Linked DNA regions of Homo sapiens: regions 1 and 2 are each linked to region 3. A link is a loop called in an ENCODE intact Hi-C map of the cell type or tissue named here. Cell type or tissue: PC-9. All regions are shown on one strand. Links, peaks and the distances in the headings refer to the core of each region. The heading gives the core; the rest is flanking DNA. Region 1 has its middle 40 kb from the start of LINC02452. Region 2 has its middle 12 kb from the start of TRD-GTC2-8. Region 3 overlaps ELK3 (ETS transcription factor ELK3).

The links. A loop is a pair of places that touch in the nucleus more often than their neighbours do. Peaks named below come from ENCODE experiments on the same cell type or tissue, not always from the same donor. Only the 100,000 strongest peaks of a DNase experiment are listed, where the experiment ranks them.
Region 1: it touches region 3 in a loop (11-fold over the local background); 15 of 110 quality-filtered maps call a loop at or near these places.
Region 2: it touches region 3 in a loop (4-fold over the local background); 6 of 110 quality-filtered maps call a loop at or near these places.

What each region holds. Positions count from the first base shown.
Region 1 is chr12:96,131,463-96,133,962 of GRCh38, reverse strand. No RefSeq gene overlaps it. Among named protein-coding and RNA genes, the nearest start is that of LINC02452, 40 kb to the left of the region's middle. In PC-9, for the core only: CTCF peaks have their summits at 761 and 960 (motif pointing right); no DNase peak of the experiment used is centred there.
Region 2 is chr12:96,043,810-96,051,742 of GRCh38, reverse strand. No RefSeq gene overlaps it. Among named protein-coding and RNA genes, the nearest start is that of TRD-GTC2-8, 12 kb to the right of the region's middle. RefSeq lists an enhancer at 3,456-4,655. In PC-9, for the core only: no CTCF peak of the experiment used is centred there; DNase peaks (open chromatin) are centred at 3,192 and 3,982; H3K4me3 peaks cover 1,912 bases; H3K27ac peaks cover 2,500 bases.
Region 3 is chr12:96,213,951-96,216,450 of GRCh38, reverse strand. All of the region lies in intron 1 of ELK3 (ETS transcription factor ELK3), which reads right to left. Among named protein-coding and RNA genes, the nearest start is that of ELK3, 21 kb to the right of the region's middle. In PC-9, for the core only: CTCF peaks have their summits at 913 and 1,117 (motif pointing right); a DNase peak (open chromatin) is centred at 1,060; H3K27ac peaks cover 1,326 bases.

The sequences.
Region 1 (2,500 bases), core at 1-2,500, 82 kb after region 3:
CAGGGAAGTTTTACTTTCTTCTATTGCTTATCTCTCAATTTTCCAAAATAGCACCAAACAAGACTGTGCATGCTTAACAGACTTTCCCAAAGGGTTAAGAGTAGCTGGGCATGGTGGCTCACTCCTGTAATCCCAGCACGTTGGGAGGCCAAGGCAGGCGGATCACCTGAGGTCAGGAGTTCGAGATCAGCCTAACCAACATGGTGAAACCCTGTCTTTACTAAAAATACAAAATTAGCTGGGTGTGGTGGTACATGCCTGTAATCCCAGCTACTCGGGAGGCTGAGGCAGGAGAATTGCTTGAACCCACGAGGTGGAGGTTGCAATGAGCCGAGATTGCACCATTGCACTCCAGCCTGGGCAACCAGAGCAAAACTCCATCTCAAAAAAAAAAAAAAAAAGGAAGAAAAAGAAAAGAAAAAAAGGGGTGCCCCATGGCTCACACCTGTAATTCCAGCACTTTGCAGGGTGGAGGCAGGAGGATTGCTTGTGTCCAGGCACTCGAGATGAACCTAGACAACATGGCAAAAAACCATGAGAAGAATAAAACCTTAAAATTTGTTAACTGTTTATTGAATCCAAGTGGGTGAAAAAAGTATGCCCTTCCTAGGAAGTCATCCCACTGGCATACCCCAGCCTCATTCCCGCTTCCCAGTTTTGGGGAACTTTCTCCTAGTTTCCCTCTGCATGTCCATACCGTTACTCAGGCAAACTGGCAGCCCTCAGGAACAATTCAACCATCAGAGGTAATTTGGTCAACAAGGTGCTTCAAAAAGATGTTTTCTTTTGAATGAGTTGTCATCATTTGAAAACCAGGAGATTTTATGTATAAACCTAGATTTCCAGCTTCTGTTAAATGATGAAAAGCTCTGGCACATTCCTGTATGGCAGCAATTTAGGGGCTGAGCAGCTCTTGCTCCACATAGATGGGACATGTGTCCACCAGGTGGCCTTGGTCTCCAGCATATGGCACTGGGTGGTATCACTTGTTTTTCTACCTCCCTGGCTCCTGTAGAAATTTTTCTTAATTTTTTTAGTTTTTTGGAGACCAAGTCTTGCTTTGTCACCCCGGCTGGAGTGCGGTGGCACGATCTCAGCTCACTGCAACCTCCACCTCCCGGGTTTGAGTGATTCCCCTGCCTTGCCTCAGCCTCCTGAGTAGCTAGGATTACAGGCGCCTGCCACCATGTCCAGCGAATTTTTTTTTTTTTTTTTTTTTTTTTTTTTTTTAGTAGAAACAGGGTTTCACCATGTTGGCCAGATTGGTCTTCAACTCCTGACCTCAAGTGATCTGCTCGTCTCAGCCTCCCAAAGTGCTGGTATTACAGGTGTGAGCCACCATACCCGGCCTCCTATAGGAATTTGAGTAAAAGGTGGGGAAAAAATTACACACTTTCAGCTCCTCACATTCACGGAGAACCTGCCTTTCAATCCTCCTCTCCACCCAGATGGCTGCCATCCTCTGGGTGAGCTTATGCCCATGAGGGCTGTCCACATCCCACCTGAAGCCAAGGCCAGCTGGGTGAAAGCAACCTACTCTGGGGTGGTGTCCAAGAAGGAGGGTGCTGGGGAGGAGGACTCACCTGAGAGAATCTGAAGATGTCGTATTCGGATGGAAAGGTGGAATCGTTGTGGGGCCCAGTCAAAGCCATTACTTGAGAGTGAAATAAAAAGCATGCAGGAAATCTGAGGAAGGAGGCAAGCAAAGGTGAAGCTGGTGAAATCGATGGCTGGGAGGGTTCGTGGAGACAGGATGTGGGGCAGGCTATGGCTCAGGTCGTCCACGTCTTATTCCTGGGACAAGGCTTTTGAGGTTTTACCCATTTTATGTGAACATCAAAAATCAAACTCTAATCTCGAGCCTTCAGACCACAGATGTGTAGCCTTTCTGCTTTCTTGTCGAGGATTTGAACCACGTCTACTAACCCCCATTGCTTCATGAACTATCTTCCTGTTCAGCCTGGATTCCACTGGTTATCAGTTTGCACTCGTGTGCTCTGCTCCTTCAGAGTTCCCTTCCAACACCTGCCTCCAAACCTTCAACCTTCACTCACACGATAACTGCCTTCTCACCTAACACTTGGTCACCAAGCACAGCGGAGCCAACCAATGCCTCCATGTCCAGCATCACTAAGTCTGCTCCTGCACTGAGATTCAGATCTTAAAATGCTCCCTTGACCCTGCCTCTGATACAGGAGCTAGAAATTATTTAGGCAGATAGTAAGGGCAACAGAGCCTTCAGCAAGCTTTCCCTCTTAACAAAAAGCAACTCCCAAATCATTTCCTTTTTAACAAAGAGCAGCCTGAAAAATCGAGCTTCAGAATAGATAAGCAAGCTGGAAGCTTGCACAGGTGAATGCTGGCAGCTGTGCCAATAGAAAAGGGCTACCTGACATGGAGGCTCCATCTTCCCTTTTCTTTGTCACCACATGTACAGTAAAGAAGCAGGCAACATGTTGCTGGCCAGGTAGAGAACCTGTCTGCATAATAAAAGATTGGG
Region 2 (7,933 bases), core at 2,624-5,123, 170 kb after region 3:
CCATCTTGTTTTCTCTTTTCCTTTTAGTCCCAACTGGCAGGGGACTAAAGCATTATTTCTCCTGGAATAATCCCAACTCTATTTCTGGCTTCTGTTGAGATGGCTGATTAGGTCCATGGTTGATACTCACACTACTCTCCTTATCAAATGGGTGACCAGCCACACTCTTAATAATCTCTTCTTTTCTTTTCTTTTTTTATTTTTTAAAATAGAGATGGGGTCTCACCATGTTGCCCAGGCTGGTCTTGAACTCCTGAGCTCAAGTAATCTGCCTGCTTTGGCATCCCAAAGTGCTGGGATTATAGGCAGGAGCCACCATGCTTGGCCTAACTCTTCTGAACATGGTTTCTCATTTTTTTTGCAGTAAGGACAGGCTAAGAATTTTCCAAATCTTTAAGTGCTGGTTATTTTTTGATTAACAATTTCTTCTTCAATTCATTTCTCTCTTCTTAAATTTTACTATCAGTGGTCAAGAGGAACCAAGCTGCTCTTTCAGCACTCTGCTTAGAAATGGCCTCAGCCAACTATCCAATTTCATTGTTTGAAAGTTCTACCGTCCACAAAACACTAGAACATAAACAATTCAGTAAGTTATTTGCCACTTTATAAAAAGGATTTTCTCCATTGTCCAATAACATGTTCCTCATTTCCATCTGAGGCCTCACAGAATAGCCTTTGCCACCTATATTTCTGCTAGCATTCTGTTCACGATTGTTTACGCATCCTCAAAGAAGGAAGACAGAAGCTCTTTTTGAGTCCTCACCAGAATCATCTTTAGCAATTTTTTCACAGCAACCTTGGCTTTTTGTAGCATGTATCTCAAAACTCTTTTAGCCTTCACCCATCACCCTGCATCATTACTGCTTCCACATTTTTAGAATTTATTTTAATTTAAAAAATGTATATAATGTAATTCAGAAGATCCAAAGATATCCCTTATGCACCATATGGATGCCAATTTCACTACGCAAATTTCACCATGCAAATTCTTCCTCCCTCTGAAATACTTTGGTCTTTATTAGTAGTAGTATTATTTTAATTTGAGATTCAGGAGGTACATGTACAGGTTTGTTACATGAATATATTGCCTAATGCTGAGGTTTGGGCTTCTGCTGAACTGTCACCCAAATGGTGAACATGAACATAGTACCCAATAGGTAGTTTTTCAACTCTCTTTCCTCCCTCCTTCCCTTTCCCCTTTTGGAGTCCCCTGTGTCTATTGTTTCTATCTTTATGCCTGTGTGTACCCTGTGTTTATCTCCCTCCCACTTATAAGTGAAAACATGCAGTATTTAATTTTGTTTCTGTGTTAATTCACTCAAGATAATGGCCTCTAGCTGCATCCACGTTGCTGCAAAGGACAGCTTCTTTATGGCTGTATAGTATTCCATTGTGTATATGTACCACATTTTCTTTTCCAATCCATCATTGATGGGCACCTAGGTTGATTCCACGTCTTTGCTATTTTTATACATTTGTTATAGCAGCACCCATCCTGGTACCAATTTCTGTCTCAGCTTGAGCTGCCATAGCAAAATAACAGTGAGCAACAAGAAAGATTAACAGACCTAATAATTCTCCTACTCCAAGATAAGATGAGTGTATTAACAAACAAAACAAAATAATGATGACAAATAAGATCTGACAAAATGTGCCCCCCATGCAAATCATAATTATAAGATGCTTATTTAAAGTAAGGATTTACATTGACCATTGTTAAGAGTAAACCTTGCCCTCAATGTATTTTGCATCTTAAGATATGATTAATTAGCACATGTAAAGAATTTGCAAACATTTATTGAGGGTGTGCCCACCTTTTTTGCTGATATTGGTGAACAATAACAAAAATTAGAACCCCCTGTTTTTTATTTCCATGCAAGCCTCACTGCTTCCAGGAAGATGCCCACTGATGTCTCCATTGAGCTCCTACAGCGTTTGTGACTGGTCCACCTGGATACCCTTTAATTATTCAGTCTCCCACACTGATCTTTGGTGGTTTAATTTTATAGTCCCCATTTTCCCAGTATGTTTGCAAACTTCCAAGGGACAAGTGGGCATCCCTGCTGTTTAGTACCCACAAAAGGTGTCTGATAACTTGCCATGGATGTGTTTATGCTTGCCATGATTGCCCACTTCCTTTTGGCCTAGAGTTCAGGAATTCTAGAATTGTCCTTCTCCAAGTGAAGATCAAGGAGTAGAGGATGAGGAGAGGGAGAAGAAAAGTTTGAAAAAAAAATCAAAGAAACTGGAAGGTTTGTTTTGTTAGATTTTGCAAAGAGCAGCAGAAAAAGCCAAATCTATCATAAAATATAACTTGATTTCTGATATTATATTATTCTAGTTCAATGATTCAATGAAATAAAGAGGAAGCATTTAAGGAGTGAGAGATGAGAAGTTCTGGGAAGCCACGCCCGCTTAGATAAGCAGCACCCTCAGCTTCCATGGTGCGTCTTTTCGTTCTGCCATCGTTCCTTCTTTTGTTCCTTCCTTTCTCCACTCCTGTCTTTTATTCCTTTTGAATCTTTTGAGGACCTACTATGTTGTTTGTACTGAGCTGGGGGCTGCAATAGAGACGACAGAATTGTAAGGTATACCTGGAAGAAACTGCCCCTCTCCACTTCTTTGGGAACAGAGTGAGAAAGGTATAAAGAAACAAATACAAATTAACCAGAAGGACAAGAAATATATACAGTCGATTCTCATGATTTGCAGTAATTATATCTTAGAAAGTTCATAAACATTGCATTAGTGAATCCTGAACCTTTGCTCCCAGGGGAAATATAGTAGGTTCCTGAGAGCCTCTGTTCACATTTTCATCAATCAATACAAAATCTCATTGTATATGTTTTTCTGTTTCAAGACACTTTTGTAATATATAGTTGATTCATTAACATTGAAATCACAGCCAACAGCACTGTAACTCATGCTTGATGCAGCTTATCTAACACACACACTTTGTCCCTAAACACATCGCAGCCTTCTTGCGCTTAACCCTGGACAGCACTTCAGCACCCACTTGGGGAATATTTTAAACTGCAAAATCACCAACGAAAAGCACAAAAATGTGTAAACAAGGTGACATTAGACTGCAAAAAGGACACTTGTTTACAGTATAAGCGCAGAAGCAGGAAGGCAGAGGGTCACTTTGTTTAACCTCAGTTGAGACTGTGTGCCTCCGGAGACTCAAATTTCTCACAGCTCTGAGTGTGTCCAAGAGTGACCACAAAAGCTCTGTAAATATTGATTTTGGAATAACAAATAAATTTTGGCAAGTAGGCAAACTTGTAAACACCAAATCCATGAATAATGAGGATTAACTGCATGTATATATGTATGTGTATATACATACACATACATACATACATACATAGGTATGTGAAGTTCATGTTCAGAAGAATTAATAACCAAAAGAGAGAAAAATACACTGGGAATATATCTATGGCGAAAGGGGGCAGTTGAGCAGAGGTGAGAGAAGTGGGTATGGAGGGCCTTCCAGGACCGTGCATTGGTTGGATAGAGCTGAGTGGGGTGCAGTGTGTGTGTGAGGAAGAAAGGAGAAGGGGGCTGCTTTGGAAGCCAAGGGGAGCAGCTTGGAAGGGAGGAGGAGGTCAGGTCTGGGAGGTTTGCGGAAGTGCTCGGCTGGGTTTAAGAAATCCTGAGACACATGTGCAGGAGAGGGCAGAGAGTGAGTCAACCATGTGAGTCTCTTCCATGGGTTTACTCAACTCTGAATTTCAAATAAAAACCTTTTGTAAGAAATGACAAAATAATAGTTCCTCAAACATGGATTTGTAGATGAGAAGAACGTTTAGGAGGAAAGCATTTGGGGTTAGCCTTTGCTCATGAAAATGTTATTTCCATGAGCAAATAGGCATAACCTGCTCTGTTGGCAGAGCAAGAGAAACTGGGCTCAAAGCCAACAAATATGACACAGAAATAGGACTTTTGAAAATGAAACCCTGCAAGCACTTATCAAAACCTACTTGTGCTTTAAGTCATCAGAACAAAAGGTGTAAGTACCTGCTGTGATGAAATATCACTGCCTACTTAGTGGGAAAAATGTAAGCTGAGCTGGAATCTGAGTCAGAAAGAAACAGGTACAATGAAGCTTGCAATCAGGCTTACCTGGAAAAGAAACGGAAGTGAGTGAGAGGAAAATAAAGTATGAACAAGGCCAGCAGTTGTAAAGAACTTTTTCTTGTAACTTGAAAACAGCTTCCCTCCCTACTTCATCTACTTTTAACCCCTACCCAAGCTGGGGTAGGGAGAAGGGTGTTGGATTTGTGTCAACAACTACAGAATCAGGTTGCTGCAATGCAGTGAATGTTTCTGGCCTGGTGCAGGGGTCTTAAAGGAAATCTCCTGGCAGGGTGCAACTGTCTAAACTTCAAAGCAGCATGTCAAAACCTGGCTACAATGTGTTCACCGAAAGACACGTACCAGAATATCCATAGCAGCACCATTCATAATAATAACTCAGAACTGGAAATCACCCACATGTCTATCCACGGTTGAAAGGATAAGTAAATCATGGTATATCCACACATGGAACACTGTACAGCAGTGAGTGTGCACAGCCTAGATGTACACACAACATTATGGAGAAATCTTGCAAAAGGAATGTTGAGCCAAGGAGCCAGGCATGACAGAATATACTGTATGTGTCTGTTTATGCAAAGGAAAGATAAATAGCCGAACAGGTCAAGGTAATATGCTATTGGAAGTCAGGCAGTGGTTACCCCTAGGAAGCAGGATTTATAGAGACTGAAACGGAACTTAAGGGAGGCAACAGTGCAGTGGTGGTAATGTTCTGTCTCTGATCTGGGTGCTGATTGCACTGGCATGCTCAGTTTATAAAGTTCAGTGAGCTATACACTTACAATATGTGCATTTTTATGAATGGATAGTATGCTTCAATAACAATGTTTTTAAAAGTGTTTACAATTAGTGGGGGGGTGGGCTGGCAAGGGCATTCTGTATCACAAACAAACATTGCCTGGTGACATCAGAGGACAAGGGCAAGTGCAGAAGGTGGCTTTTTCTTTGCTGCAAAGTCAACACAGAGTGAAACACTGAATAAAAGTTTGCCTGGAACCTCATGTGAAATCTCATTCGCTCATTTATACATTTGTTCATTCATACAACAGACATGTGCTGAGAGGGAGAATATACAATCAGGGTCTTAAAGACCCACCATGTAGTAGGGAAGGCTGACAAGTAAACTGACAATGATGCAGTGTGGTAAATGCTTTGTTGAGGATAACACTAGGGTATTAAGAGAGTACTGATATGGCGGTCAAGGGCAGTGGACCCTAAGAGAAGGAGTCCTGACATGTTTGATTAACACTTGGACTGAATTTTCTCCAATGCCAAAAGTATTTCTTGAGCCTCTAAGGCAGTGATCTCATTTAAAATGCACACAGATCTCCTGGGGATCTGAATAAAATGTGGATTCTGATCCAGTAGGTCAGGGCAGGCCTGATATCTGCATTTTTTTTTTTTTTTTTGAGACAGAGTCTTGCTCTGTTACCCAGGCTGGAGTGCAGTGGCGTGATCTCAGCTCACTGCAAACTCCACGTCCTGGGTTCAAGCAATTTTCCTGCCTCAGCCTACCAAGGAGCTGGGATTATAGGTGCACGCCATGCCTCAGACTCAGCCTCCCAAGTAGCTGGGATTACAGGTATGCACACCACGATGCCCAGCTAATTTTTGTATTTTTAGTAGAGACGGGGTTTTGCCATGTTGGTCAGGCTGGTCTTGAACTCCTGACCTCAAGTGATCCGCCCACCACAGCCTCCCAAAGTGTTAGGATTACAGGCATGAGCCACCCGGCCAAGATCTGCATTTCTGATGAGGCTTCTAGGAGGTGCAGATGCTGCTGATCTTCAAACACACTTTGTGAGACCTAAGAGAGAAGGCCATGTGATGGTTGGCACTGTCTGGCTCCAACTCAGGACAGCGTGACAGCCTATTTGGTTCAGGCCAGTCCCTCCCAAGGACACAAGCCGAGAAATAAAAGACAGAACTGTGTGGGAGGAAACACGGGTGGCTGTGGGGCTTTCCAGACTCTGCCTGCGGTCAACCATGGGGTGGGGTGGGGTGCCAGAAAGGCATCTGGGAGGAGACCACTTATGCTATTTTACAAAATTGGCAGAACTTTTTCTCGTGCTTCTTTCATTTTGGCCTTCCCAGCTGCCCAAACCTTGGGTTTTTGTTTTTTTTTTTTTTTTTTTGAGATGGAGCCTTGCTCTGTCACCAGGCTGTAGTGCAGCGGTGCGATCTCGGCTCACTGCAATCTCTGCCTCCTGGGTTCAAGTGATTCTCCTGCCTTAGCCTCCCAAATAGCTGGAACTACAGGTGTGCGCCACCACGCCCGGCTAATTTTTATATTTTTAGTAGCGATGGGTTTTCACCATGTTGGCCAACATGCTCCTGATCTCCTGACCTGGTGATCTGCCCACCTTGGCCTCCCAAAGTGCTGGGATTACAGGCATGAGCTGCCGCACCCAGTCCCAAACCTTTTCTTGACATGCAGAACAGACTGGAGATGTGACTATAAATATAGAATTCATGCGCATGGCTGCACAAGGAAGAAGAAATTTCACAGAAGATGGAGAAACTGGTCAGGATTGCCTCAACTATGTTGTAAGGTGAACATTAAAAATGTGGCTAAAATCATTTCTTCTATTTGCTCACACACTGAAGGGAGGAAGAGAAGGGTGTCACATGCACCTTGTTCTCTTAGCAAGGGAGATTCTACTAGACTCTAGCCCAGACTGGAGGGTGGTGGGGGGCAGAGTCCTGAAGGGGAGGAGGAGAGCCCTGCCAAGGTTGCGGGAAGAGTGGGAGTGGGAAGGGCATGCAGGCTCAAGGAAGGGCCAGAGAGTGCAGAGAGCTTGAACACCTTGGTTCAGCATGGCTGACGCAGGGTGTATCGAGCCACTCAAGTGGAAGCTGCAGAGCCCCGCGGGGCCAGTGGTAGACACTATGAAGTCCACAGGAAGTCAGCAAGGGCTGTTTTTGTTTGTGGTTTGGGATTCCAGTGACCTTTATTTTTTTTCATATCAATAAATAACCTTTTGACTGGGAAATATATTCACATTAAAATTCAAAAGGCTTACAAGATTATTCAGTTGAAATATCTACTTTTCACCTCTGTTCTTTGGCCTTCCTTCTCTGTCCACACAGGCAAACAATACCATGAGTTTCTTGAGCATCCCTCCAGAAGTATTTTATGTAGATATGAACAAATTTTTAGAATAAATTCTCTTCCCCCTTTTTACACAAAACAGTGAGTCATCCATAGTCAGAATTTCATCAGGCTCCCTGACCACACTGCTCCTTTATTTTTCCAGATGTCACTTGTCATCCAAGACACGGACTTCCTTGGTTTTCCTTCTTCATCGAGGCCATTCCTTTCCAGTCTCCATAGCTAGCGTCTCTTCTTCCCCCTGTGCCATCCACATGCTGAACTCCCAAATGTGTATCTCCAGCCCAGTTCCAGCTTTTCTTCTGGACTCATACTCATATGTCCAACTGCCTACTCAGCACCTCCACTCGAATCACAGACACCTCAGATTGAATATGTGAAAGATTGAGTTGGGCACAGTGGCTCACTCCTGTAATCCCACCACTTTGAGAGGCTGAGGCAGGAGGATGGTTTGAGGCCAGGAGTTCATGACCAGCCTGGGCAACATAGCAAGACCGCTGTCTCTAAATAAATAAGTAAATAAAATTAAGGGGAAAAAAAGGATTGGACTCCTGAATTTACCCTCGCCCACTCCAGTCTGCTTCTCCCACAATCTCTCCTTCTCAGCTAATCCTACTACATTTTCCTGGTTTATCAGGTCAAAAGTCTTGGCATTATCTTTGACTCCTCCCTTTCCCTCATACTCCATATCTAAACTGCCAAGAAATCCTAGTAGGTCTGCCT
Region 3 (2,500 bases), core at 1-2,500:
CTATCATCAAATATGAAAGCACAAAAAATCGTAAATGCTTGCAGAAAACTCAGATGCTAGGGCACTGATTCTCCGACTCCAGCTTAACAAACACTGGTTTAAATGCTGACCCTGAGGCCTCCAAGCTGTGTGACCTCAGCAAAGAGGGTCCCTGGGGCTCTCTCCTTCCCTGGGGTACATTCGGCTCCCATCTATGTGGTTTCTCTGGAGCAGGAAGGAGAGTCAAGTACATGAGAGCTGTTGGGTCAGATAGCGAAGAAAGAAAGATGTTCTAAATGACAAGCCAAGGGACAATGATGACAACACCGCTCATAGCCGCTGCAGATGGGGCCCTACAGGAGGGCATTCACGGGCTGGTCAGGGCAAAAGACACAGAGTAGAGAGGCCGAGAGTAAAACGCTTGACCTCTGGCACAGAGGGGAGGGACATTTTTGCAGACTCTGAGTGATTATTTTCTGCCCTTATTCTGTTTTCAGCTTTTTGCACTTAAAGAATGCAGTTATGAAAACAGTTTTGAGGCTAGGCGTGATAGCTCACGCCTGTAATCCTGGCACTTTGGGAGGCCGAGGTGGGTGGATCGCTTGAGCCCAGGAATTCGAGACCAGCCTGGGCAAGAGTAAGACCCCATCTCTACAAAAAATACAAAAATTAGCTGTGTCTGGTGGTCCGCGCCTGTCCACCCAGCTACTCAAGAGGCTGGGGTGAGAGGATCGCCTAAGCCTGGGAAGTAGAGGCTGCAGTGAGCTGTGATTGCACCACTGCACTCCAGCCTGGGTGACAGAGCGAGACCATCTCTCTTTAAAAAAAAAAAAAAAAAAAAAGGTTTTATGTCCCTCTTTAGTCTTTCCCATGTTTTTATTTAACTTTGATTCATTCTTTAATCCGACGGAGCCTCAAAAAGAAAGATGCTATTGACAGAAATATTGATCATTCTCATTACGCTGTGCCCGCCTCCGCCTACGTGAGAGCTGTCAGGTCACATGACACGATCCCAGCTTCAGGTGTCCCAGCTGCCTCCTGCCTCTGTCACCGAAAAGCTACTGGCCTCTTCTTGGAAGCTGACCTCCTTCCTGTCGGCCACAAGGTGGCGCCCGACGTCTTAATGTGAGCAAGGGCCGCACAGACCCCTTATGCAAAGTATGAGGTTTTTGCCTCCATTCTTAGAAGTCGAAATGCCCACTTATTTGTTCTTCTTTCTACTGATGGCAACCTAGCACTTCCCTTTGCATGTTCCTTGTTTCATTTTTACTGAGGTGGGAGTTGAGGGGGCAGAATTAGCTTTGATTTTCTTAAGCTTCTATGTGGTGGGAAATAAGAAACGAGGCAACTTAAAAAAAAAAAAAAGGCAATGAGAGCCCAAGAAAAGGAGAAAAACTTCTGGGTAAGGAATAAACAAAATAGGTGCTCATGAGGTACCCATGTCTTTTTTCGTTTGTTAAATTTTGCATGGTTAGAGAAATGAAGATGGATTTGAACACTTCTTACTGAAAATTCTGCTGAGTTCAACTCCTCTGCCAGTATCTGCTATGCATTTCCATGTCATGATACTATCATTGTCTAAGACAAAGGGTAGTAGCCATTTCATTATAGAAAATGAACCCTGTACCTCAGTCAAAGAACTGGAAGACAACATTTTATATTATTAGGGATCTGCAATAACTCAGCACAGAGTAAGTGTAAGGTATTAAGTAAATAAGGATAATATTTGAAAAAAAAACTTATACAAGTTCTGAAGTTTTTTATTATTTCTGTGAGTTGGAAGACTATTAAATTTATTTTCAAAGGACATTTAAATTATTTTGATCATTATCACTGTGTATAAAAAAGGCATGAGGCCAACTTCATGTCTCCCAAGCTTTTCATTTATTAACAAGTATTTGCATTCTGTGAATATCTACAAATTGTTCATTTTAAAAAAGGTAAACAAAAGTAGGTATTGCTCACCTATTTACTTACTCTTTACAGTCTGCAATGGTTTTTGCTGTTTTTTTTTTTGTTTGTTTGTTTTGTTTTGTTTTTTGAGACAGAGTCTTGCTCTGTCGCCCAGGCTGGAGCACAGTGGTGTGATCTCGGTTCACTGCAAGCTCCGCCTCCCAGGTTCAAGTGATTCTCGTGCCTCAGCCTCCCGAGTAGCTGGGACTACAGGCGCACACCACTGCCTCCGGCTCATTTTTGTATTTTTAGTAGAGACAGGGTTTCAGCATGTTCGCCAGGGTGGTCTCAAACTCCTGACCTCAGGTGATCCACCCACCTCGGCCTCCCAAAGTGCTGGGATTATAAGCGTGAGCCACCGTGTCTGGCCCAGTCTGCAATGTTTTTTAAATAACTCTTCCATCTTGGGAAAGAGAAAGGTTGCTGGGATTACATGCCTGTACATGTTATATCTAGCACAATGTAATATCTAGCACAATGCAAGGATTACTGGGTTTTTAATGAACGGATTACATGTCTGTAATCCCAGCACTTTGGGAGACCGAGGAGGGAGGACAGTTTGTGCCTA